3 separate regions of the Mus musculus genome follow, and regions 1 and 3 are each linked to region 2. The links are chromatin loops, found by intact Hi-C in ENCODE. Cell type or tissue: left cerebral cortex. All regions are shown on one strand. Region 1 holds the start of Gm24263 (a small nuclear RNA gene). Region 2 overlaps Mamdc2 (MAM domain containing 2). Region 3 overlaps Gm34012 (a long non-coding RNA gene).

Evidence for each region. Hi-C counts contacts between places; a loop is a spot of excess contacts. Peaks named below come from ENCODE experiments on the same cell type or tissue, not always from the same donor. Only the 100,000 strongest peaks of a DNase experiment are listed, where the experiment ranks them.
Region 1: a loop joins it to region 2, with 2.3 times the contacts of the local background. A loop is called at or near these places in 2 of 42 quality-filtered maps.
Region 3: it touches region 2 in a loop (9-fold over the local background); 34 of 42 quality-filtered maps call a loop at or near these places.

Annotation. Positions count from the first base shown.
Region 1 is chr19:23,294,339-23,302,338 of GRCm38, reverse strand. It overlaps Gm24263 (a small nuclear RNA gene), which reads right to left and starts at 6,010; the gene lies at 5,904-6,010. Gm41821 (a long non-coding RNA gene) reads right to left here and starts at 2,409. Exons shown (of 3, transcript XR_877770.2): 1 at 1,948-2,409; 2 at 1,496-1,763. In left cerebral cortex, a CTCF peak has its summit at 3,221; DNase peaks (open chromatin) are centred at 2,131, 2,731 and 3,237; H3K27ac peaks cover 1,443 bases.
Region 2 is chr19:23,368,997-23,376,996 of GRCm38, reverse strand. It overlaps Mamdc2 (MAM domain containing 2), which reads left to right. Exons shown (of 14, transcript NM_174857.3): 5 at 2,942-3,079. Among named protein-coding and RNA genes, the nearest start is that of Gm41821, 73 kb to the right of the region's middle. In left cerebral cortex, a CTCF peak has its summit at 3,480 (motif pointing left); DNase peaks (open chromatin) are centred at 1,985, 2,337, 3,102, 3,468 and 1 more place; H3K27ac peaks cover 925 bases.
Region 3 is chr19:23,520,208-23,528,207 of GRCm38, reverse strand. It overlaps Gm34012 (a long non-coding RNA gene), which reads right to left. Exons shown (of 3, transcript XR_386614.2): 2 at 5,598-5,696; 3 at 5,156-5,216. Among named protein-coding and RNA genes, the nearest start is that of Gm34012, 27 kb to the right of the region's middle. In left cerebral cortex, a CTCF peak has its summit at 4,284 (motif pointing right); DNase peaks (open chromatin) are centred at 4,289, 6,158 and 7,414; H3K27ac peaks cover 771 bases.

The DNA of each region.
Region 1 (8,000 bases), 75 kb after region 2:
GAAGGAATGAGGGAGCCAGAGAGGTCAAGAACACCACAAGAAGACCTACAGAGTTAACTAACCTGGGCCCACGGGGGGCTCACAGAGACTAAACTACCAAACAAAGAATATGAATGGGCTGAGCCTAGGCCCCTTACACACAGGTAGCAGACCTGCAGCTCTGTTCTTCATGTGGGTCCCCTAACAGAGTAGGGGCCTGTCTCTGAATCTGTTGGGAGTCTTAGATCCCTTTCCCATAGCTGGGCTGCTTTGTCTGTCCTCAGTGGGAGAGGATACATTTAGTCCTGCTGTGACATGATATATCAGGGTGGGTGGGTATTCGCGGGGGCGGGGGGGGGGGGCTCCACTTCTCTGAGAAGAAGCATGAGGGGAATAAAGGAGGAGGATGGTAGGATGGGACTGGGAGGAGAAGAGGGAGGAGGCTGCAATCCGGCTGTAAAGTGAATAAATAAACAAATTAATGGGGAAAGGGGAAGGAATAGGCTCTCTCCTTCTACCTACCACACGACCGAACTTGATTTGGCGGGTTTATCTGCAAGTATCTACATGTACTGAGCCGTATCACTAACCAGGACACAGAATCTGTTGTTGCTTTTGTGTTCTTGGTGCCCAGAAACAAAATCAAATGAGCAAATGAATTTAATCTCTCCCTCACCCCTGAAATGGAAATGTTAGTAGCATTTTTCACAGATGAGAAAGCCAAGCATCAGTACTGCGGATGTAGCTCAGTGATAGAGCACTTGCTAAACAGAGCAAGGCCTGGGCTTTGATCCCAAGCACCATGAAGACAACAAAGTGAAACAACAGAATATCAGAAGGTGGAAAGTTACTTAGGACTGCATAGCTCTGAAGTGGCGGTAAAAGTCAACTTCTTAGCTTTGCAAGGCTGTAAATCCGCTGGCCCCATCTGTGAAGAACACCATGCCTCTCTGCATGCCACACTACTTAGAAAATAAAAATACTCAGCCATACAAAAACCAACATCCCTGGGTTTATAGAGGAAAACTAACTTCATTATGTAATAAGACAGGATTGTATTAATGAAAATTTTTCCTATGATTAATTAGACACTGAGGTGCAATTGGATTTTGATGTACATTAGGCATCATAAATCCCTCACAGCATTGGTTCCACCTATAAGTATATTACATTTGCTGAATGAAGGAACGAACACTCTTCACCCACAATTATCTGAGTTCATAGTGAGGTATTTGTGCTGTGTGACAAATGAATAAAGCATTTCTCTGGCATCCTTGACAGTGACATAAAGTCTTCCGTAATCATTCCAGCTAACATTTATTGAAGACCTACTGTTTCCAGAGACAGGCAAAGATGTCGTCATAGGCATTAACTTATTTAATCCTAACAACAACCCGTGTGTAGATCCTAGCAGCAGGTTCATTTTCTAGATAAGGACATTTAATGTTTTCCAGATCAGCAGTCAGTGCAAGACCCGGGTTTGAAACCTAGCCTGTTGCCCATCCTGTGTTCTAACCTTCTCTAAAACAGCCTCCTCAGCCTGCTAGCTTCTCCCTCAACTCCATCAGCGATGTGGATGATAGAGTAGCCGAAGGTTCTTAGCTTCCGTCTTCTAGGGTTTATTGGCTATACAAATAGCTCCAATATGGGGCTAAGGAGGTGGCTCAGTCAGCAAAATGGTGCCCTGCCACCATTAGGACCTCAGTTAGGAGCCCCAGGCACCTTGTCAAAAAGCTTGATGTGGTGGCCACTCGATGAGCTCTAGGTTCAGTGGGAGACCCTGTCTGGAAGGGAAAAAAAAGAGAGGAGTGGGTTAGTGGGTTGGAGAGACAGCTCAATGGCTTAGAGTATCTTTTTCAGGCAGCAAGGAAAGAGGTAATTATTACTGGCAGTTGCTAAGAAACGACTGCCGGGTTTTTAGTGTCCGTTTTAGAGTCAAGGAGGTGGAAAGTGAGCGGAGTGACTCACCTTGCCTCATTTGTGCTCCTTGCAGGTTTCATGCTTCACTTTCCTCTCCAGGTTGCCTTTAGCATTTGACTATATTCAGTGTGGATGGAAATAGAGGCAGATGTAAGCACAGCTTCCGTAGTATCTCCAGGTTTAGCAGTGCCCAAGAGGGAGGCACACCAGTTACTAGGTGCTACTTAACCATTTAATCCCAGTCTCTGCATTTATCCCAGTTCTCGGCAGCACCTAAACACCCAAGCTCTTGAAATAGAGACAGCTTTCCCTGCAGATTGGCTTCCCTCTTATGATTCACCATCTGCAATGGTGATTATTTATGTAGAGAGGGGAGGAATTGCACAGATATGGAAAACGCAGTACCTCTGATGTGAGGTCTGGCTTAAGATGGAAGAACTAAGTTCAGAGATGATAGCTTAAGATACCTGTGCTCTGGGCGTCTCAGCAAGCATGGAGGTTACAAAGACATGCACAGATTAGTGAAGACAATGGGATATGAGACAGCCAGCACAATTTCAAGACAAACGATGTGGTCACGTGCTCAGACTCCAGGGGAAAGCCCAGGAGCGGCGTCTGACAGTAGAGATCCACGGTGGAGCTTTCCAGAGGTCTGGATGCTTTTGTGACTTACTCTTGGAGGGATAAGACTTGGCTTCCTTGATGTCTCATCCCTGTGTTTCCCCATACAACCAGAACTGGGGAAAAATACGTTTTCATAACTAATAAGTTTTCTAATACGACTGGATTTCTGGCATGTGGATCTCTGTAAAGACATAGCACATACCAGAAATTAGGCCCCCTGCTCATGGATTCTGGATGCCTCCACTCAAATTCTGACTCGGCTCCTTACAAACTGGACTTGAGAGTAAGTCTTTTTTTTAACCCTCTGGATCTTTTTCCTACTTTGCCAAAAGAGATAAAGTAGTTACTATGAAGAATAACAAAAAGTAATAGGTGATAAGACATAGCAACACACTCCTGCTGTCCCAACACTTGTGGGGCTGAAGAGAATCACAAATTCAAAGTCATCCTTGGTCCTGTAAGAAATTCAAGGTGGCCGGTGCTAAATAAAACTTGGTCTCAAAACAAAGTGAGGCCCTCAAAATACCCAACAACAACAACAACAACAACAACAATGTAATACATACAAGAACATAGACACATTAAGTTTTGGACACAAAAGTCTTCCCAGTTTATGTGATAAGGAATTAGTAAAATTCAGTTATTTTTGTGTCTCTTTCTGTATAAGAAAAGCATGAGCTTAGAGTGCCATCTTAAGGATAAAGCAGCCATAGAATCCTACCAGGTCACCTTCCTTTTCTTTAACCAGTGGCTAAGCAAGGTCTTCTCCTTCCCACCGATGTGACTGACTGTAGTTCTCCTGATTTGTACATTAATTCCTCAAAAAGCTTGTGCAAAGTTAGACTTCTTTACAGATCCATCTTTTTAAAAAATTATCACCTAATTTAGTTTTCATGAGCTGTGTCTGGATTATTTAATTGTTCAAGAAAAGCACTTAGTTTATCACAAATGTGCACATGGGTTCCAAATACCAGAAGGAGTATAAAAGGTCGCCTTGGAGGTCTATAATAATTTCGTTGGTCCTTTTGGTTGTATACTACTTTTTAATCTGGATAGCCCCTCTTCTAACACTTCATAAATTATTAGACTGCACAATGAATGATTGCATATTATAAAATATGCAATGGATTCAAATCCAACCAAAAGTCTCCTAAAAACAGTTTTTAAATAAGGCAGGAGGGCCAGTTAGATGGCTAATCAGATAAAGATGCTCACTGCTAAGCCTGATGAACGGAGCTTGATTCCCAAAACCCACATGGCAGGAGAGAACAACGCCTGTGAGTTGTCAAGTGACCTCCACGTAAGTGTTCCCATGTGACGTGGAAATTGCTGGTTTCTTTGGAGACTCAGTCTTGTCATGTGATGTTTCTCTGGAAACTGTCTTATGAGAGGATGTTTTTGTTGAAGCAGACACATGGAAGGATGGTTTGCTAAGAACAGACATGTGGCAGGGTTGTTTGTTTGTTTGTTTTTGAGGCAGCCTAGAAAAGGGGCCTATGATGTTTTGCTAGTGCAGATGCTTGAGAGAACATGAGATGTTTGGAAAAGATATAAATCTAGCCCAGTGGACAGTGGATGAGGCTCGACGGTGTTGGTATGCCTTGCCATTCTTTACTGGTCATTGTTTGGCTTTGCTGAAGCTGTTCTTCGCTGAAGATACCAAGTGGTATTGGTACACCTTGCCACACAGCCCAGAAGGGCAACTAGAGATATGGCCACTGCTGCTGCATCTTGCAGTGCTAACCCTGCAAGGGGGACGACAGCTCAGGGCTGAAGTGATACCTGCATGCCCAGTGAGCATGCAGGGCTGTTGGCACTGAGGGCAAGGAGGTATGCAGTTGCCTGGAGTTTATGCAGATCCTGCCTTCCAACCCTCTGCCCAGCCACAAGATGAGCCTGACCCTGAACAACAGCAAGACCTTTGAGATGAGTCTCAGAATAATACAGTATTTATGGCACTTTAGAAAACAGAAACCTCATTGAATCAGACCAATGACTCATTCCAATAAAAATTTGTACATAAAGCTGCTTGGGAAAAGCAATATATACTGTGTGCGACGTGGCAATTTGCAACGCCACTTTGATGGTGAATGTTTGATGGAGAGTTAGGAAAGATGGGTGAACGAATGGCATATATGCTAGAGAGAGGTAGAAGACTCACCAAGGTAGAGATTTGGTGGCATCAGCAGCAGGTATGGGGGTGCACATGAGGTGGACAAATGAGCTTGTCATTGTCTGAAAGGACACATAAATCCCATTTGTCTCCATTTAAGGATCAGACCTGATTTCAGGGGGTGGGGAAAGAGGCCATAAGGTACCAGTTCCAGGAACAGACCATAAAATCCAGAAACAAGGTCATAGCCCACCCCCCAAAGAACAGCCTGGGGAAAACCACAAAAATAGGGAAATAGCTTATCTCAGGATGGGCCATCTGTGCTGGGCAGCCCTATCTCATCCTATTGTTAAATGTTCATGACATAAGAATGCAAACCACTGACCACCTGGTACCCCCTAGCACTCACCAATGAAATTTTAGATTACCTAATCCTAGAGAGTCCCACAGTTCCCTATAAGAAGGCCTGAGTGCTCTTGTCTGGGGTCACCATTTTGGAGAATGGTTGACCCCGCATGCTAGATGCTTCTTCAGAATAAATGTTGTTTGTCTTTGCAGACTATCTGAGTCTGGGGTCTTCCTTCAGTGATTTTCAGACCCTTACATGCACAGTAGAACCAGCAGGGAGGTGTGCAATAGCCTAGAACTCACATGGGCTTTGCCCGCCAACCCAGCAACAAGCTGCTCAATCACACAATCACCCTGGCTCTGAGCAAAAGCAAGATATACACACGAGTTGAAGAAAGGTTCATTTTCTGGATGACATGTTGCTGTCCATAGTCTGTGCTGCTGCTGGAAGCCATGTTAATGTCTGTGATCCTTGCTGCTGCTTATTGTCATAGGTGGGAATACTTCTTCTGCAGTGATATCAATGACTGCAGACTCAAAATTGAGAATGAAAGTCATTTAAGGCTTCTGAGGAAACCTCTCCCCCACCAAAAGGAGGGTGGGACAGTCCAGGCAGGAACCCATTGAATAGAGTCCTTAAAACTTGTGATAAACACGCTGAAGCATAGCTCTTCACAATTGATGGCTTCTGGCTGAGATGGGGTGGGAGGGGTGGGAATGGACTCAGTTATCTTTAAGGGGCTGGCTGCTGGGAGCTTGACCATGCTCCAATGAGTATATGAGCAACACAAATTAGACTTAGTGTATTTGTGGGGGGCAGGTCATAAGAGTAGGAGGTGGATCTGGAAGGGATGGAGAGCAAGTATGATCAGGGGTATTATATGAAATTCCCAAATAATCAATAAAAATATTGTTAGAAAAAAATATGAACTGCTTCACAAATTTGCATATTATTCTTACATAGGGGCCATGCTAGCATTCTCTTTACTATTCCGGTTTTTGTGCATGTGCTGCCAAAGCAAGCACAAGTTAGAGCCAACCCTTCTAGGATGTATAACCAACCCCCTGGGCTTAATTTCCAACACGGGAATAAAAATGTTTTTATTTAATTAAAAAAGATAAAGTACAATAAGTGGCATCCAAATGTTGGTAGCAAACAATAGCTGTGGAATTGACCTAAAAACAGAAAGAAAATTATGCCTAGAAGTGGAAGCCCAGCCACCTTCCTGGGGCAAGTGAGGTCATGGGCATTAGAAAAGTATGTACTGCCAGTACTTGGCTAGACCAGTACATTTCCTTACTAAATTCTAAATCATATCTTTATACATATCGTGTAGCTACCACTCCTCACTAAATAAGACTCTCTTGACAGCAAGTGGAGACCATAACAGAAAAACCGTAACTTGATACAGTGCAGAGGTCAAGGGATCATGGAGAAGCCAGCCCCACCAGGTACATCTACATCATAGTGCCTGCCATTGTGGCTCAAGGAATGTTCTGGAAGAGAGGTTAGAAAGATTATAAGAGCCAGAATATTACCACATTTTTGTGTGTGTGTGTGTGAGAAAATCTTCCCCTAGGAATGGCTGAATAAATAAGACAGGAATAATGGCAATATCAATAGATGTGCAAATGTGGAATGGAGCAAAGCTACCACAGGTTCCAAAAAAATTATAGGCAGCTAGTGACCGCTGAGAAAGAGAGAAATAATCTCTCCCAAAGATAAGTCCTGTATTTATTGGTCAGCCCTGAATATATATATATAGAAACAACAAAACACAATTCCAGTGGGTTGTATTTATATTGTGTTATGTTGTACATACATACATATGTAAGTAACAATGAAAGAAAAGGAGGTTATCAAATTGAAAATTGAGGAGTCATGATATTCTGGAGGGACAAAAAGGAAGGGAAAATGATAATGACTGATAAAGTTAAAACTTCAGGGTTGACGACATGGCTCAGGAGGTTAAGGAGCTTGCTGCCAATTCTGCATGAATTGACCTGAATTCAACCCTAAGAACCCACATAGTGGAAGGAGAAAATCAACTTCTGCATAATAAATGACAAGTGCTGGCACGGAAGTGGGAAAAGAGAGAGAGTCTAATGAACCGCTAGTGGGGATATAAACTGATGGAGCCCCTATGGAAATAACTGTAGAGGTTTCTCAAAAACATATAACAGACCTATCATAGGATCCAGCCATCCCAAACTAAGGCAGACAAGGAAACAAAGTAGGAACTACCTTACCATAGGGACGTTCACATACACCAATTGTTGCGCTATTCGCAAGAGCCGAGGTATGGGGTGAGTGTTTGTTCTCATTTCTTCATGACTGTCATTCGGACTAGAGTGAGCTAGGATCTCCAGGCAATTTTCTTTTTCCCTAATGCATGAGGGTGTCAAACAGTTTCTTAAAATATTTATGGGCCATTTGTACTTCTTCTTTGAGAATCACTTGTTCAATTTATGCCATTCTTTGGTTTGGATGATTTGGGGCTTTAATTTAAAGCGTTCTTGTTTTGTTGGAGGTGCTTAGCTTTTTAAGTTCTGTATAGATATTAACTCCCAGTCAGCAGTATAGTTGAGCCAGTCTTCCTCCCGCCCTGGAAACTATCTCCTGACTCAGCTGATTGCTTCTCTTGCAGTACAGAAACTTCTTAGCTGAGTGCAATTCCATTTATCAATTTTTGGGAATTATTTCCTTAGCTAGTAGAGTCCTTTTCAAAAATCCTAGATGATGCCTATATCTTAAAGTGTTTTCCTTAACAGTTTCAGGACTTTAGGAGTTACCTAAGATTTTTAGTGCATTGTGAGTTGATCTCTGTACAGAGGACGTAGTTTATTCCTGTACGTGAAGATAACTAGTTTACCATTTGTTGAAAAACACTACTTCTTCACCAACGTTATGTTTTTTTATATAACTTTGTCTACATTTCTCTGCTGTAGCTGTGTAGGTTTGAGTTTCCATATATTGCACTGATCACGTGTCTGTTTAGGGTCAGGGCTCTGCAGT
Region 2 (8,000 bases):
TGATAAAAATAATTGCTGGTTTGCTGTGAACTCTGTGTGTGTGTGTGTGTGTGTGTGTGTGTGTGTGTGTGTGTGCCCTTTGCCAGAAGAGCAGACAATCTATCCTGTCATCTACTTTCTTGTTAAACTGCTGCTGCTGCTGCTGCTGCTGCTGCTGCTGCTGCTATCTTAATGATCTCTATTGTCACTTAGATCCTAGCTGGTGTAGGCAGGATCAATTGTCTACGTGACAGTTTTGAGAAGGCAGGAAGAGAGGATAGTCCCTGGTCCACGGGTGCCTGACTATTCCTCCTTAGACACCGGCCATTACACTTTACATGATGAGAGGCTGGTGTCTGCGAAGGTGCACATGGGAGGAACGGGTTCTTTGGGGGGCTGAGGCTGCGAGATCTGAGCAGACAGGTGCAGACCCCAGAGCTGAGTTGTCAGAACCCTCAGGGGGCTTCCTATAGAAACAGGACTCAGGGCAGGGAGCCTGGCTTTCTGGAATTATGAGGTAGGGAGGTGCTAGAGTTAGCCTGCAGGGGACAGGCATGCAGCTGTGGCTTCAAGATGATGGCAGTGGTGTCCATGAACTGGAAACAAGGAAATACAGATACATAGGACCTAGGAAAATCCCAGAAGAAACACGGATTTGTAGGGATTATAGAATGAGGACCTTAAACTGGGGGGTTGGGATCAGAGAGTAGAAAAGAAAAAAAAAAATCAGTAGATCTGAGAGACACCTCAGCATTGACAATATTTAGACTGGAGACTCAGCTGAAGTCAGTGAAGGGTTAATGCTGCTCCTGAACAAGGAGCCTACATGAATGCCCTGTGCTCTGGCTTCTATGTTTGGTCTTTCACTGATACCTCTAATGCAACGAAGAAAAAGAGACTAAAAAAAAAAAAAAGTACTTTATGTAGATGCAGAGAACTTCCATTCAGTCTCCTCCTTTGAGTAGTCTGGGTGCTGCCATTCCACACACAGAAGCAGTCAGACACATTTGGGGAGCTCCGCTGGATCAGTCCCTGACTGCATGTGCACGTGGGCACGTGCATGTATACACACACACACACACACACACACACACACTTGTCCTCATCGCCAGTAAAAAAAGAAAGAAAGAAAGAAAGAAAGAAAGAGAGAGAGAGAGAGAGAGGGAGGGAGGGAGGGAGGGAGGGAGGGAGGGAGGGAGGGAGGGAGAGAGAGAGAGAGAGAGAGAGAGAGAGAGAGAGAGAGAGAGAGAGAAAGAAAGAAAGAAAGAAAGAAAGAAAGAAAGACAGAAGCTGGTTCCCGTGATGGCTGAGAAGTAGAGTTAAGGGTGGTTGACAAAGTACTGGCACTGAAGTAACGTTCAGTTCTTGCCCCCAGATGATACGGTGGCTTCTGGTTTGGTTACAACAAAAAGGATGCCACACTGTCACCCTTCCTAGCTCTGTGTTCTCCTCTTCTCTTGGTTCCCCTTCAGTGCAATTGGATTCATAACACTGTCTATCTGGAGCGATGCTGGGGATTAAGTGAGTTCATAGAAGAAGCTTAGGCTGCTGCCTGGCACACTAAGGAGGATTTTGCTTTTTATTCCACTCCATGACAGCCCTTGGCACTACATGTTGAGCATCAGTTGGCAGATACTGCCGTGGTAATTTGAAAAAAAAAAAAGAAATTTTAAAATTTGTCAGTGCACGCTGACAACTGTCCCAGCTAGGATTCTGGTGGGAACGGGGTGGCTCTGTGGGGTGTGGGAGTGGAGGTGGGGATCCGCCTCTGTAATTTGAAGAAAGCCCATTGACATCAACCAGACCACAAAGCCTTGCAAAGTAAAAATGCCAACAGGTGCTGGCACAGTGACCAGAATTAGAGCCAGCTATGACTCATAACCTGCCATCTGGCTAGCCAAGGATGGTCAAGGCCATATTTGACCCTTCGCTTCCTAGCCAGGACAGGAAGAGGAATTACTAGCAAGTGGAAAGGGTGGTTGTATGGTCAAGACTTCTGGTTAGGCTGTTCCTTCTATAAAGGGCCATAGCTCACCATGGTAGTCTGGCAGTGATGGAGATGGGTTCTAAGCCTGATATCAACCTCTTTCCCCTCCCTTGGTGGAACCCAACAAGGGGGATGGAGCAGTAGAGAAGAATAGGACGGGAATCATCCTTTGTTTGATAATTGCAGGATTATGGGGTCAGCGGCTGAGTTATGTTTATAAATTCCCTGCTAAAAGAGTTTGTTGATGAGAAGCAATGTACAGAAGCAACACGACACCATTCCCAAGCACAGAGATTTTACTTCAGTCTTCCTCATCTCTAGGCAGGAGTTGCAGAAAGGCCCTGGTCCCAGTGTGCTCCTCTCCCACATACTCTCACTCGACTCTTACTCATCAGACAAGTGGGGGGGGGGGGTTTCAGCATCTTGGAAACGTGCCTCTGAGTTCTGGAAGTCTTGTTCGCCACAGAGAGATGGAGGGCTGGGCCATCAGGGAACAGAAAGGGTGGTGGAGAAAATGTCTAGAGCTGAGGAATAACTCTAAAATAGTACAGTAAAATAGACACATTAGAGCTGTGAACACAGGTCACTGGTAAAGTGCATGATGAACACATACAAGACCTTGGATGTAGCCCCGGGACCAAAACTTTGACCAATTGATTAATTTAGTAGGCTGACAAAAACTCATCAGCTAATATCAAGCATGGACATACTGAGAGCTGTACATGGCTAATAGGAGAACAACAAGCCACATGGCTAATAGGAGAAAGGGCTCAGAGAGGCAATGATGAATCAGAACATCGACTCATTACTGGATCTCTCTCCTTGCCCGATATTGTTCTGAATTTCTGGTCGATGGTTGAGAAAAAGAGCCCTTAGAATGACTAAGGTCAGAGTATGCAGTCAGTATGGGTGTCCCCCCCCCCCCCCGGTGTAACTGCAGCTCCATGAAATGTCTGTTTACGTCTCTTCCTCCAGAATGTGACTTTGAAGAAAACCATCTCTGTGGCTTTGTGAACCGCTGGAATCCCAATGTGAACTGGTTCGTGGGAGGAGGAACTGCGAAGAACACCCACTCCATCCTCCCACAGGATCACACCTTCAGGAGTGAGCACGGTGAGCCGACCACAAATGCAGTCTTCTTTCCAGGGTGAACGTTGCCTTCAACTCCCACTGCCTGGCTTTGGTCGACAGAATAAGGGGTGGGGACACAATGGAAGACCAGGTGGAAGAGGCAGGAGAGAGGGACAATCTATGAGACAGAAAACTGCAGACATAAGCTTGTATGTAGCTAAGGAAGCCACAGAGTGAGTCTTCGGCTCATCTATAACCTTGGCTGTTTTTACATTCCCATGAAATGTTTTACTTCTTATCTATTTGGCTGTTCTCATTTCTAAAGACAAGGCTGTCTTTATTAAAAATAGATCGCAGGGTGACCAGCCCTTAAGAATTTCCCATGAGACCACCAATGCTAATGATTATTCCTTCTGAAGGGTGCAATAGGGCCCCCTGGTGGCCAAGTACGCAAGCACTCTGCAAGGAAAATGCAGAGGCTCTCACAGCGAGGGCAGGAGAAAGTCCGAAGGTAGACCAGAGCAAGGGTGTCCTTCCTCCGGTGTCTCACTGGTCACATCTGGCCTTGGTAGTTTTGTAAATCACTATGTCTCCTCATCTCCAAGACAGAGCAGTCCCCCAGTCTGTGGTCTTTCCTAAGTATTGCGAAGATCCTGGCTTTCCTCGAAAGCGAACGTAAGGACATTGGATCCTTTGCATTTTCACTCCTGATACATCCTCACAGATAGTGAAGAGTCCATTCAGTTTTGATTATTTACTCATGACTGCGTGGACCCTTAGCTGGACACAAGGCAACTGTTTGTGGTTTCTTACTCTCTGTCCTTTACTGACTGCAGTTTCTCATTATCTAAATGTTTAAAAACATGTCTCCAACTTTATGTCCAGTGTATCCATTCTACAGGTCACTTGGGCTCTGGAGTCTACATCTTGACAACACCACTCTCTTTGTTAATACTCCCCCTCCTCCTTGTACCCAGAATCTCAGACTCAGTTTTCCACAAGGGCCAGATAGATTAAGCAGGTGGCCTTCGGACTAAGTGAGTGTGGCAAAATAGACAGTTGACACCTGTGCAGAGTGGTCATCTTTGATTACCTTGTATAAGAATGTAAGTCCACTTAATAAGTATTTGGATTTTTTCTTAAATTCAAAAAGAAGGGGATATTTAAAATTTTTTCAAATAATTAAAAAAAATAGTGAATATGTTTTAAAACAATATAAAGAAAATTACTATATGCACTGACAAAAGGTTAGCTAGCTCCTTTTCAGCCTCTATTTTACAGGCTTCTTTAAGACCTCACCTGCAGGAACTCAGCTCAGTGGTAAGAGAACTTGCCTAGCCTACACAAGATGCTGAACTTGTTCCCCAGCACAATAAACAACCCCTGCTGCCATGGAAACTTACTAAAGAAAGCATTTAATTGGGGGCTTTCTTACAGTTTCAGAAGTGAGTTCAAAACCATTGTGACAGATAGCATGGCAGCAGGCAGGCAGACAAGGTGCTAGAGGGTAGCTAAGAGCTTGCATCTGACGCACAATCCAGAGGAAGGAAGGACTGAGCCTAGCATGGAAAGTCCCCCTTGTCCTCCCCAGTGACATACCTCCTCCAACAAGACCTATCTTCTAATCCCTACCAAATAGTTCTACCAATTGGGACCAAGCTTTCAAACATATGAGTCTATGGGAGCCATTTTTCATCCAAACCACAACAACCACTCAACACACATATGCTCATCACACACACACACACACACACACACACACACACACTCCGTGCATGAACACCCATAAAGTCACCCTATTACTTAAATTGAAGCATAAAAAGATGAGCTCTAAAGATTCTAAAATATTTATCTAAGGAGTTCCGCCCACACGATACCAAAGGTTTGCCCAGTGTGACTCTTGCAGAAAAAGAAAACTACCAACACTCTAAAGAAGATAGAAATTGCCTCTCTTATTTCATTTGCCTTGTATTGGATATATTGATTTTTCTCTGCACTCTATCAATTTGGGTGGCAAAGGAAAGATTAAATGATCCAGATGTCTGCCTGCAGCAGCAGATTTTGCTCTCTGTGGACTCATCTCATGTTTGTTCATATACTGGAAGCAACTTAGGCCTTTGCTTTTGCTAAGAAGCAGAGACTCACACAGCTGAGATCAAGGGTGCCGAACACATTCCTGGGTCTTTGTGTGTAGAAAGGGAATGGTGAATATGTCATCTGCAAAATTCGGTGTTGTTATCAGACTTCTTTCATTAACTTGTATGTTTCTAACAGTTTTTCCCAGGCAGAGCTCTGGTTTTTTCCAATGGTGCTGTCCCCAACATCTTGTTAAATGATAGAACAGATACTGCACGAGGAATTATGAGATTTCCTTGAGATATGGAAGGGGACATGATTTTTTAACTTTTCTTCTTTGTTGATATTTTACGAAGCAAAACAAAATCATTTCAGGAGGTAGGTTGCTGACAGCACAGATCAGTACCGTTGGCACCTTGGCAAGAAGGGAGGTAATTGATGGAAAAATAATGAGGAGAATTCATTATTTTCCTGAGGCTTGAGGTATTAAAAAAACAAAACAAAACAAAACAAAAAACAAAAAGCAAGCTGCTCAGAATCCCACTCTGCAGGGAGCTGGACAAAGATTCAAAATCTAAAGTCAGATTAGAATGATTTTATTCTCCTAAAGCCCATGAGATGGATGAATCAGCTCTCCACAGTCAGGCCATTTTTCTCACTTGGGTTGGGATGAAGTTTGAGTGTCATCAGAACCTACTCATTCTCTCTGCATCAACCTGCTCAGGTCGTGGCACTGGCGCCCAGTGGGAGTGTGGCTTTGTTAATTTCCTCAGCATTGCCTGCACACATAGTCTGCTGAATAAACACACACACACACACACACACACACACACACACACACACCATGTATTCCTAGTCATCTTCACAGATCAACAGCCTCATTTCCAAGGATTAAGTGCAGCCAGGGCACAACTCCCACATTTCTCATGGGATGCAGATCTTCTCTCAGGCTCTTCCACAGAGCAGCGACAGCAGGGAGATATGCTTCATCTCTTCCTGTCTCTTTACTTTTCTCTTCTTTGGCTTTTCCCCACTCCTTGTACCGCTCTGGCTTCTTTGATGTTCTGGAGGCATAGTGGGGTTCAGAGCATAAAAGAAGGACAATGGACACGAAGCTTTACCTGACTGGTGTTGGTTAATCTTAGGTTGATGTCCTTAAACTGGAAATGGTAAAGTCTACTTCTCCCATGGCTGATGAGATTTGCACTCTACAGTTCCAAGAAAGAAATGATGCTCTTTCTGGCTGATCTTCTCTGAACCTCTACCAGCTTTTAGGGGTAATGGACTCATCTAGAACTTCTCTACCGCTCTTACCATGCAAATAGTCTTAAGAGGATTTTTCTGAAGTGCAGTAGCCCGCTTAGGCCAAGAGAAAACTCAATGTCTCTGCTCCATCAAACTCTGGAAAGTCATTGGCAACAAACTTTGTCCTCTCGGCTCTGTCTATCAGATTCTTTCCTCTCCCTGTGTGCAAGGAAGGCAAGCACCTCTCTCTGTACTCTACACACTTGCTTTTCACTGATCATGTTCTCTCTAGAACTCTAATCTAATCCAGGCTGACGAGATGGCTCATTGGGTAAAGTGCTTGTCATGCAAGCACGAGGGCTAGAGTTCAGATCCCTAGAACCCACATAAGCAGGGTGGTCCATTTCGAGATTCAGGGGATTAGCCAGAACAAGCTTGCTACCCAGGTCAGCTGTGTCAGCTCTGGGATCAACTGAGAGACTCTGCTTCAATGAATAAGGAGAAGGATATTGAGGAAGAGTCCTTGAAAAAGAAAAGGAAGAAGGAGGAGGAGGAGGAGGAGGAGGAGGAGGAGGAGGAGGAGGAGGAGAAGGAGAAGAAGAAGAAGAAGAAGAAGAAGAAGAAGAAGAAGAAGAAGAAGAAGAGAAGAAGAAGAAGAAGAAGAAGAAGAAGAAGAAGAAGAAGAAGAAGAAGAAGAAGAAGAAGAAGAAGAAGAAGAAGAAGAAGAAGAAGAAGAAGAAGAGAACAAGAATGCTGGGCAGTGGTGGAGCGCACCATTAATCCCAGCACTTGGGAGGCAGAGGCAGGGAGATTTCTGAGGTCAAGGCCAGCCTGGTCTACAGAATGAGTTCCAGGACAGCCAGGGCTACACAGAGAAACCCTGTCTCAAGGAGGAGGAGGAGGGGAAGAAGGAGGAGGAGGAGGAGGAGGAGGAGGAAGAGGAGGAGGAGGAGGAGGTGGAGGAGGAGACAACAATGAAGAAGGAGGAGAAGGAGGAGAAGAAGAAGAAGGAAAGAGAAGAAAGAGAAGGAGACGGAGAAGAAGACAACAATGACAACGACGACAACAAACAAACATCTCTCATCTCCTCCATGCAAAGATCCAAGGCAATTGCAGAACTGAGAACTGTCTGCCTATATGATGATGAGATTAAGAGTCAACTTCCCTTTTCCATTCCCTTACTTAGCTGCTCCCCTTGGATCAAGATAAGAAAGAGAAAGAAGACATGCCACAAGCAAATATAGCAATGACAGTTCCTTTAAAAAAAAATCCCGTCTCTAGCCTTCTCATATTTCCATATTAAAGGGAATATATGGGATAAAGTTTAGAATGTCACTTTAAGTGACAGGTATTGCCAACTGCTGTATTAACAGTCCATCTCTATGGAGATTCTTAGCTATATATGATGACACAATCCTGTACTCCCACTCTTGGAAGGCAGAAACAGAAAAATCAAGAAGTCAAGGCTTGCCTGAGCTACATAGCAAGATCTTGTTTGACGAAAATTAACCCCTTCCTTCTTTTTCTTCAAACAAGGTCTTGCTGTGTAGCTCAGGGAAGGAAAGAAGGGAGGGAGGGAGGGAGGGAGGGAGGGAGGGAGGGAGGGAGGAAGGAAAAAGTGGGGAGGGGAGGGAAGGGGAAG
Region 3 (8,000 bases), 150 kb before region 2:
TTCTTTTCCTACTTTTATCTTTTTATTTTCTTCCTTTATCTTGTCGCTAAGACTCCAAGTTTTCTATTAACTAGAAGTAGAGAGAGTGGATGTGCTTTATCTGGTTTTTTATTCATAAGTATAATACTTACTTCATAAGACTAGTTTAGAAGCTTTCCTCATTTATCTACCTTATGGAATAAATTAGATATTTTAAGTGCTATTTCCTTGAAGTTCTGCTAAAGTTCTGCAGTGAATCCATCTTGTCCCAGACCTCTTGAGGTGAGAGAGTCTCTGTTGATGCTTCATTATTGTTGCTGGTTGTAGAACTGTTTATTCACTCAATCCTTTCACTTTGGCTTAATTTGGGCATTTCACATGCACTTAGAAATTCATCCACTTCTTTTAAGTTTCTTAAATTAGTAGAATATATGTTTTTAAGGTATGTCCTTATTATTTTCTGAATTTTATTGCTACCTTTTGTAATGTTTCATTTCTCCTATAATTTTATTAATTTAGGTCTTCTCTTCCTTTGTTTTGGTTAATTTGTCCAAGTGTTAAACAATCTTCTTTATTATCATTGATATCTGACTTTTTTCATTATAATTAATTAGGATACAAAATCTGATTTTAATTTTCATGTATATGATGAGACTTTCTTTGTGTCCTACTATGTGATCAGTTTTAGAAAAAGTTCCATGAGCTGCAGATAAGAATGTATAATATAAAGTGTTTGAATGTAATAATATGTAGATATCTGTGAGAACTATTTAACATATCATGACATTTAACTTCAATGTTTCTATGCTTAGTTTTTGACCAGTTGACCTGTTTATTGTTAAGAGTGGTGTATTAAAGCCATCCACTATCATTGTATTGAGATTAATCTGTGTTTTCATATATTGTAATATTTATTTTATGAAGTTGGGTATGCCCATGTTTTGTGGAAATGTTTTTGAACTGTAATCTCCTCTTGGTAGATTATTATTATTTTAATCAGTATGGAGTGACCTTCCTTATCTCTTCTGACTAGTTTGGGTTTAAAGTCTAGATTGTTAAACATTAGACTACCTATACTTTCTTGTTTCTTAGTTTGTTTAAAATAACTTTTTTGATCTCTATGTTAAGGTGGTCTCTATCTTTGATAGTGATATGTATTTCTTGGTGGTAGCAAAAAAGATGGGTTCCTTTTTCTAATCCAATCTACTAGTCAGGCTTTGACTGGGGAGTTGAGATCACTAATCTTAAAAGTTCTTGTTATCCTCTCATTTTGTTTCTTGTTAATGTTTTCTTGTACCTCTTTTGTTTAACTACCTTCTATTGCTTCTTAATCCCTTGCGTTCTCCTTGGTGCATTTGTCTATCTCTTCAGTCCTATTCAATTATCATCTTTAGAGTAACTTAGGTGTCACAAACTCCTTTAGTCTGCTTTTAACCATGTAACATTTAAATTAACTATAATAGATAGTTTTGCTAGGTATAATAGCCTGTTTTGGCAGTTGTGATCTCTCAGAACTTAGAATAATCTTGCCAAGTCCTTTTGGCTATAAATGCACTTAAATGTTTTCTGGTGGACCTGCATTTGTAAGTGACTGGACACTTCTCTCATGCAGTTTATTTTTTATACCTTTCATTATTCTGTATTTTAGTGTTTCAACTATAGAATGCTATGGGGAGTGTCTTATATCATCCTGTATATTTGGTGTTCTATAGGCTTTGTAGTCTCTGGATGAGTGTCTCCTTCTTCAGGTTTGGTGAATGTTCTTCTGTGAGTTTATTTTTATGCCTTTGATGTGACTTTCCTTCTTCTGTGCCCCAAAGTAGAAGATTTGGCCTTCACACACACACACAAATACACACACACACACACACACACACACACACACACACAAACACACAAACACACACAAACACACACAAACACACACAAACACACATACACACACATACACACACACACACACACAGAGAGAGAGAGAGAGAGAGAGAGAGAGAGAGAGAGAGAGACAGAGAGAGAGAGACAGAGAGAGAGAGTTATCATTGCCCTATCCTTTATCTTGTTTTCAAACCCCAATAGTGTTTTAAATGTGCCCCATTCCATTAGTGAGGCTTCCCACTGAGGTTTATTGAGCTTCTTGCTTTCAGCACCATTTCAGTTTGCCTTCTCTTCAATAACTGTATTTCTATATTGAACTTTGTTTTTCTGTCTTAAACTGTCATCCTCACTTCATTCAGCTCTTTGTTTTTATTCTCTTGAGTACATTTATATACATTTTTTGAGTTGTCAAACACAGAATCATTCTTCTGAAGTAATTGTCTGAAAGTTCTCCCAGGTCATTCTTACTAAGGGTCTAGTATTATGGGAATAGTGATTCTTGAAAACATGTTGTTTGCTATTTCATGTTATTTTTGTTTCCACACTAGAACTAATGCATTTGGAAGCAGTTTGCTAGTTGAGGTTTTTTTTTTTTCTCTTCTTTTTGTTCACATCAGCTTCCATCTTTCCGTGAAGGTGTTTACAGTGTTCAGAGAAAATTAAATAATAGTAGTAGGATAGAGAGGTCATTTTCCTCTGTGCAACTGCTATTTTGGGCTCCAGGCTCTTTCTGTAGTTATCTTCTGAAAGTCAGCTACCGTCTGCACTAACAGTTGTTATCCAAAGGCCAAAACACCCCCTACATTGTCTCTACTTCTGCTGTTCTTTGGTGTGGCTCTTCCACACTTGAATGCCCTTTATTTTACCTCTGACCCAGTTTTCACTTCCACAGCCTGCCATATATGGTGTGGAATTCTGTGTATGAGGTGCTTTTACCTGGCTCATCTCCTTGCTCTTCCCTCCCTGAGTCCACATCTTCCAGCATGAGTTGTGAAACTCCCCTGAAACTGTATCTCCTTGCCCTGGGTATCCCCTTATATTTATTACTTCATTCAGGAGGACTCCACCCTCATGACCTAATTACTTCTCAAAGGGTTAACTCTTAATTCCATCACATTGAGGAATAGGGTTCAATGCATGAATCATGGGGCATCGACTTTCAGTCTACAATGAAATGTGTTACTTACTTTCATCTCTGGGTTTTTCGTGTGATTTAATTAATGCTAAGCAGATGCCCCTAAGAGCTTTGGAAGACAAATGTTCACATCATGGGGCTGTTTGGGAGCAAACATGGTAGGCAGATGTTTGGGCTCTCATAGCAATTGCAGCTGAGGGCTCAGTGGCTTTGTGGGTATCAAGAATCAGAATGTGGAGAACCCACTTTCACAGAGATCAGCAGAAGTGGTGAGGGACCTTCTGATGGTAGCAGAAGTTACGAAGTATGGTTCTGGAAGCTGATCCTGGAAGCTCAGCCTAGTGCTTGATTCTAAGAGTAAAGAAAAAAATTAGAAGTCACAGAGTAAAATATGACTTGCAGGGGAGATTTTTATGATGTGCTAATGGGATCTGGTGTATATATACCTTCTCTTTCAATAGTCATGTCTAAAAGTACGAGACTGTTCAGTGGTTTTATTTCTCACTGCCTGGGAATGCTTGTTTGCACAGACAACCTTATGTCAACATTGACAGCTACATGAATAGGAGTGAGGCAGACAATACAAGCCACATGACCCACTACTCATGAGGTCACATAACATACATTATCTTTTCCTCCTTTTAATATACACCATGCTTTTGATCTTGAGATTCCTCAAAATCTTGACTCCCTACCCCCCTTTTACTTCAGACTCATTGAAAGTGGATATTTGCCAATAGCAGATGAAAAGCTCATTTGAATCAGGTGGAAACATGATCCTAGAGAAACAAATACCTGGACACAAACTTTAAATGATTAGTCTGTTTATTGTAGTTTCCCCTCTCCTCTAATCAGTTTATGATTATTAATTTTTTCCCATGTAGATCTTAGAGTAAGATCAAACAGAAGGCTGAGTGGTAAATCTGCTCCAATCCACAGTCATGGTTTCCTTCTATTAACTCTTTCACTACTGTGAAATAACCTCAAGATAGCAGCCTGCAGTTGTTAGGTCAGACATACATTAAAAGTAGAAGTGCCAAAGAAGGGAACACTTAATGCTGGTATGGCCTCTGTGCAAATCAGTGTGGCAGTTCCTCAAAGAGCTGAAAATCTACCATAAGATCCAGCTATGCACCTCTTGGGAATATATCCGAAGAGCTCTCTATTATCTCACTACAGACTTATTAGCTAATCTATGTTCATTATTCCTAATAGCCTGGGCTGTTAAGAATCAACCCAGAATCTGCCTAGCTACCAACTGAATTACTACCCCCATGTCATTCTCATATCCACCACTGGGTGGCACCAGCTGCCAGGTGTAAGATTGGCTGCACAGGACAATTTTCTTGGGGCTGCTTGTGGCATTCCCTGTGCATCACTTTCTGGGATGCACAGAAAGTGATGCCCAAGGGAAAGTTCTGTCACAGGTTTGCTGAAAGCATGTACTAGGGTGGGGCTCATGTTTGACCACTTGACCTCTTCTTTCTCAGGCATTTCTGCTCTTTAGATCCCGTCCTTGTCCTTAGAGGACTCAGTTACCGACTAGCCAGTGGCTGGCTACATTTGTTCTTCCAAACAGGGAAGTGAGAAAGAAACTACTCAGCTGGTCATGAAGCCTGGAGTTCAGATGGCCAAAGCACACAGGTCACTGAAGGAGGAAAAGAAGACAGATTTGAAGTCATCAAAAATAAAAATGTGCATCAAAGAACATTACTGAGGAAGTAAAATCAACTTTCGAGCAGAAAGTGCATTTGCAAACCACATATAAAGTTTCCTGAAGAGTAAGGAATTCTTATGGTGCGATAACTAATAGACTAGAACTAATTAGAATAATCTAACTTAAATATGGGCAGAGGGTAGGACAATGCCTACAATATATACATGAAGAACTAGCAAGGAAAACAGAAGATGACCCACACCATTAGCCCTAGGGGAAATCAAACCCTAAAAAGGCCTTGCTACCGGGATGGCCATCACTTACAAAAAAGGGGGGAGTTACTTCTGAAGAGGAGACACAGACTCCTCGCCTGTACTACTGGAGTACAAAACACTTGCAGGCACTGTAGAAAAATTAGGCGGTCCTTTTTAAAGTTATGCATTTCTCAAAAAAAAAGTTACTCATAGAGTGGGGTATGGTGGCTCACACCTGTAATCCTGGCACTCTTGTGAGGCAGAGGCAGGCAGGGGTCTGTAAAATCAAGGCCAGGAATGGCATCATAATAAGATCCTGTTGAATAAAAACAAAGAAAGAAAGTTAGACTCAGAGTCACTAAACATGCCCCAGAAATCTTATACACAACACAATAATAAACACACACACAAATACACACACACACACACACACACACACACACCACTTAAGCACGCTCACCCTAGAAGGGTAAGTACAGTGTATACCTATGAGTGGAACTTCTAGATCACATGACATTCCATGCTTGGCTTTGTGAGAAACTATCATCCCATTTATGGGAATCCCCCCTTTAAGTCTGCTTCTTCTACGGCCCAAGGCACATGATGGCAGGGAACACGAAGTCAGCAGGGAGTGCTAGCTGTAGCCAAACATTGAATAAAGACATTCCTTCCACATGAGCTTTTATTGAAGACTTACTATGTGTGCCAGGTACCAAGGACACAGATCGGTTAGGTTATCCTCCACGGTAAAGCTGTGGCTTATGGCTGAAGGGGCGCATACTCTGCTGGGGAGAGACTGTAAGATACATGAACACAACCTTATATGTAAGCAGAAACTGAGTTGAAACAGGCCTGGGTTTTTATACAGATGATGGTATTAAGCCAAGTTTGCTTGAGTGGGCCGAGGATTGGGGAGATGAAGAAGCCCCCCAGTTGTGGAGATGCAGATCCTGGATGAGGGCTCAGGGCACTGCAACAGTTTGGATCATCTCTAGAGCTATTTAAGATTTTTGCAAGTTGCTTTCCTTACTGTTGTAGAAAATAAGATTGACTTAAATAAGGTAGGAAAGTTGTTGGGGAAAGATTATAAATTAAATTTCTGTCTGATTTGGAGCCATTATTGGCACCTGAAAGAGGGTGTTTCAGAGGCTTATCTTTAGAACGGTTGTATGACTGACGGGGTTTTTATGAGCAGTTGGGACGGCAGGGAAATGGAACTCTGCATACTACCAATTCTGACTAAATGTCCCCATACTGTCTAACTCCTTGGCATGACACACTTGTGACTCAGACTGAGGTTACAGCAGCAGGAGTTGTTCTTGGAGATACAACATTTTCGTTGGTTGTTTTGAGACAGGATCTTGCTATGTAGCTCAGGCAGATCTCCATCCTCATACCTTTGGTCTCTCCTTGACTGCTGAGGTAACAGACATGTACCACCATGACTGTCTGACATACAGTGAAAAAAATCTGCTCATTTTCCTTTCTACTGTATGCACAGAAGCAAGACAGGGCACGATGAAAATGCCTTCTGATGGCCAAAGCTCAGAGCTCATCCTCTGTCCTCTCCAGTCTTTTTCCTTACACACTAACCTTCTCACCTATAGCAAAAAAATCATGTCATATATATAAATATACATGTATACATATATGCATGTGTATGTACAATATATATTACATATATACATATACACATATAATATATTATATATATGTGTTTTATATATACATTCAAATGGAAATTAGAAAAATAAGTTTTAAGACAAGAGACTAAAAATCGGAAGACTTGACCTTCTAGCTGTCAACAATGCCCTAAAAACCTGAGTTCTTCTCATTCCCTTTCTACGAGATGGCACCTTCTCAAATGAGCTCTTCTTGGAGTCTCAAAATGGCTGTAAGCCCTGACCTGTGTGCTCCCTGTCCACCTCGACAGCATAGGAAAATGTCATCCCAGCATCCCCCATGGAAGTCCTGAGGTCACTCTGCTGATCTCGCTGAGGTCACGTGCTCACCTCTAATCTAGTTGAGGTGGCTAAGCGGTGAAAGCAAAGCCACAGGCCAGGTGGCACGCCTTATGCCTACGGGCAGGAGTCGTTTCTAAAAGCATGTAGCTCTCTGAAATGGCATCAGAGGTCTGCCCTTTACTGATGTATTTCCAAGAGCAGCAAATTGTTTCAGGTCCACTTGCAGGCACACCTAAGCTTATCTCTAGCTAGATAAGCTAGAAAAGTAGTCTAACTTTTCTCAGCCTAAGCATTCCTACTTAAGTCGGAGTATTATCTAGAAACAAGAACCATGTGGAAGAGTCCAGAACTGTGTGGAAGCTTGTGGCCAGAGACACACGATCACAGAGAGGTGGTCAGCGGTAAAGACTCCTTTCCCCTGTAACAGTGATGAGGTGATGTCATGACTTCAACTCTCCAGACATCTGTTGGGAGGTTCCTGTTGCTAAAAGTGGAAGGACTGATTAGAGGACAAATTGCACAGAGCCTCCGCTCATTTCTAACCAAAAGGGAAAGCCAGTTGGTGTCCCAGAAGGTATGGTGACCGTAGGAGGAAGTGACTGAATCATCTCGGAATTTGTAATGGCAGGGAAGAGGAACAAATGGGCATGTTTAGACACACCCATTGGCTTTTCTTCTTTTAATCTGAAATCAGTAAAATGAGTTTGTAGTGTGTTTCTAAAAGGGACCATCACTTACGAAGAACGCGTAGCTTACAATAAAAGGATGCTTACTTTGTAATCATGGCTTATTCTAATGACGGGGATGCAGGGAGTGTCCCTTACAACCACCCAAAGAGAGGAATAGAAAGAACAGAAACAGAATTTTGAAGGAAAAGTGCACAGTCAAGGCTGAGCATGAGACCAGAAGCACAGATTTGTACCAATAAATCATACAGAAAAGCCAGCAGGGAGCAAGTTGATTGAGACTGGAAAAATATTAAAAACTAAGAGACTCTTTCATCTCTACCTTTGTGTGTGTGTGTGTGTGTGTTTATGTGTATGCGTGTATGTGTATTTGTGTGTGTGTGTGTGTGTGTGATTTGTGTATGTCTGTATGTATGTGTGTGGTGTGGTGTGTGTGTGTGTATGTGTATG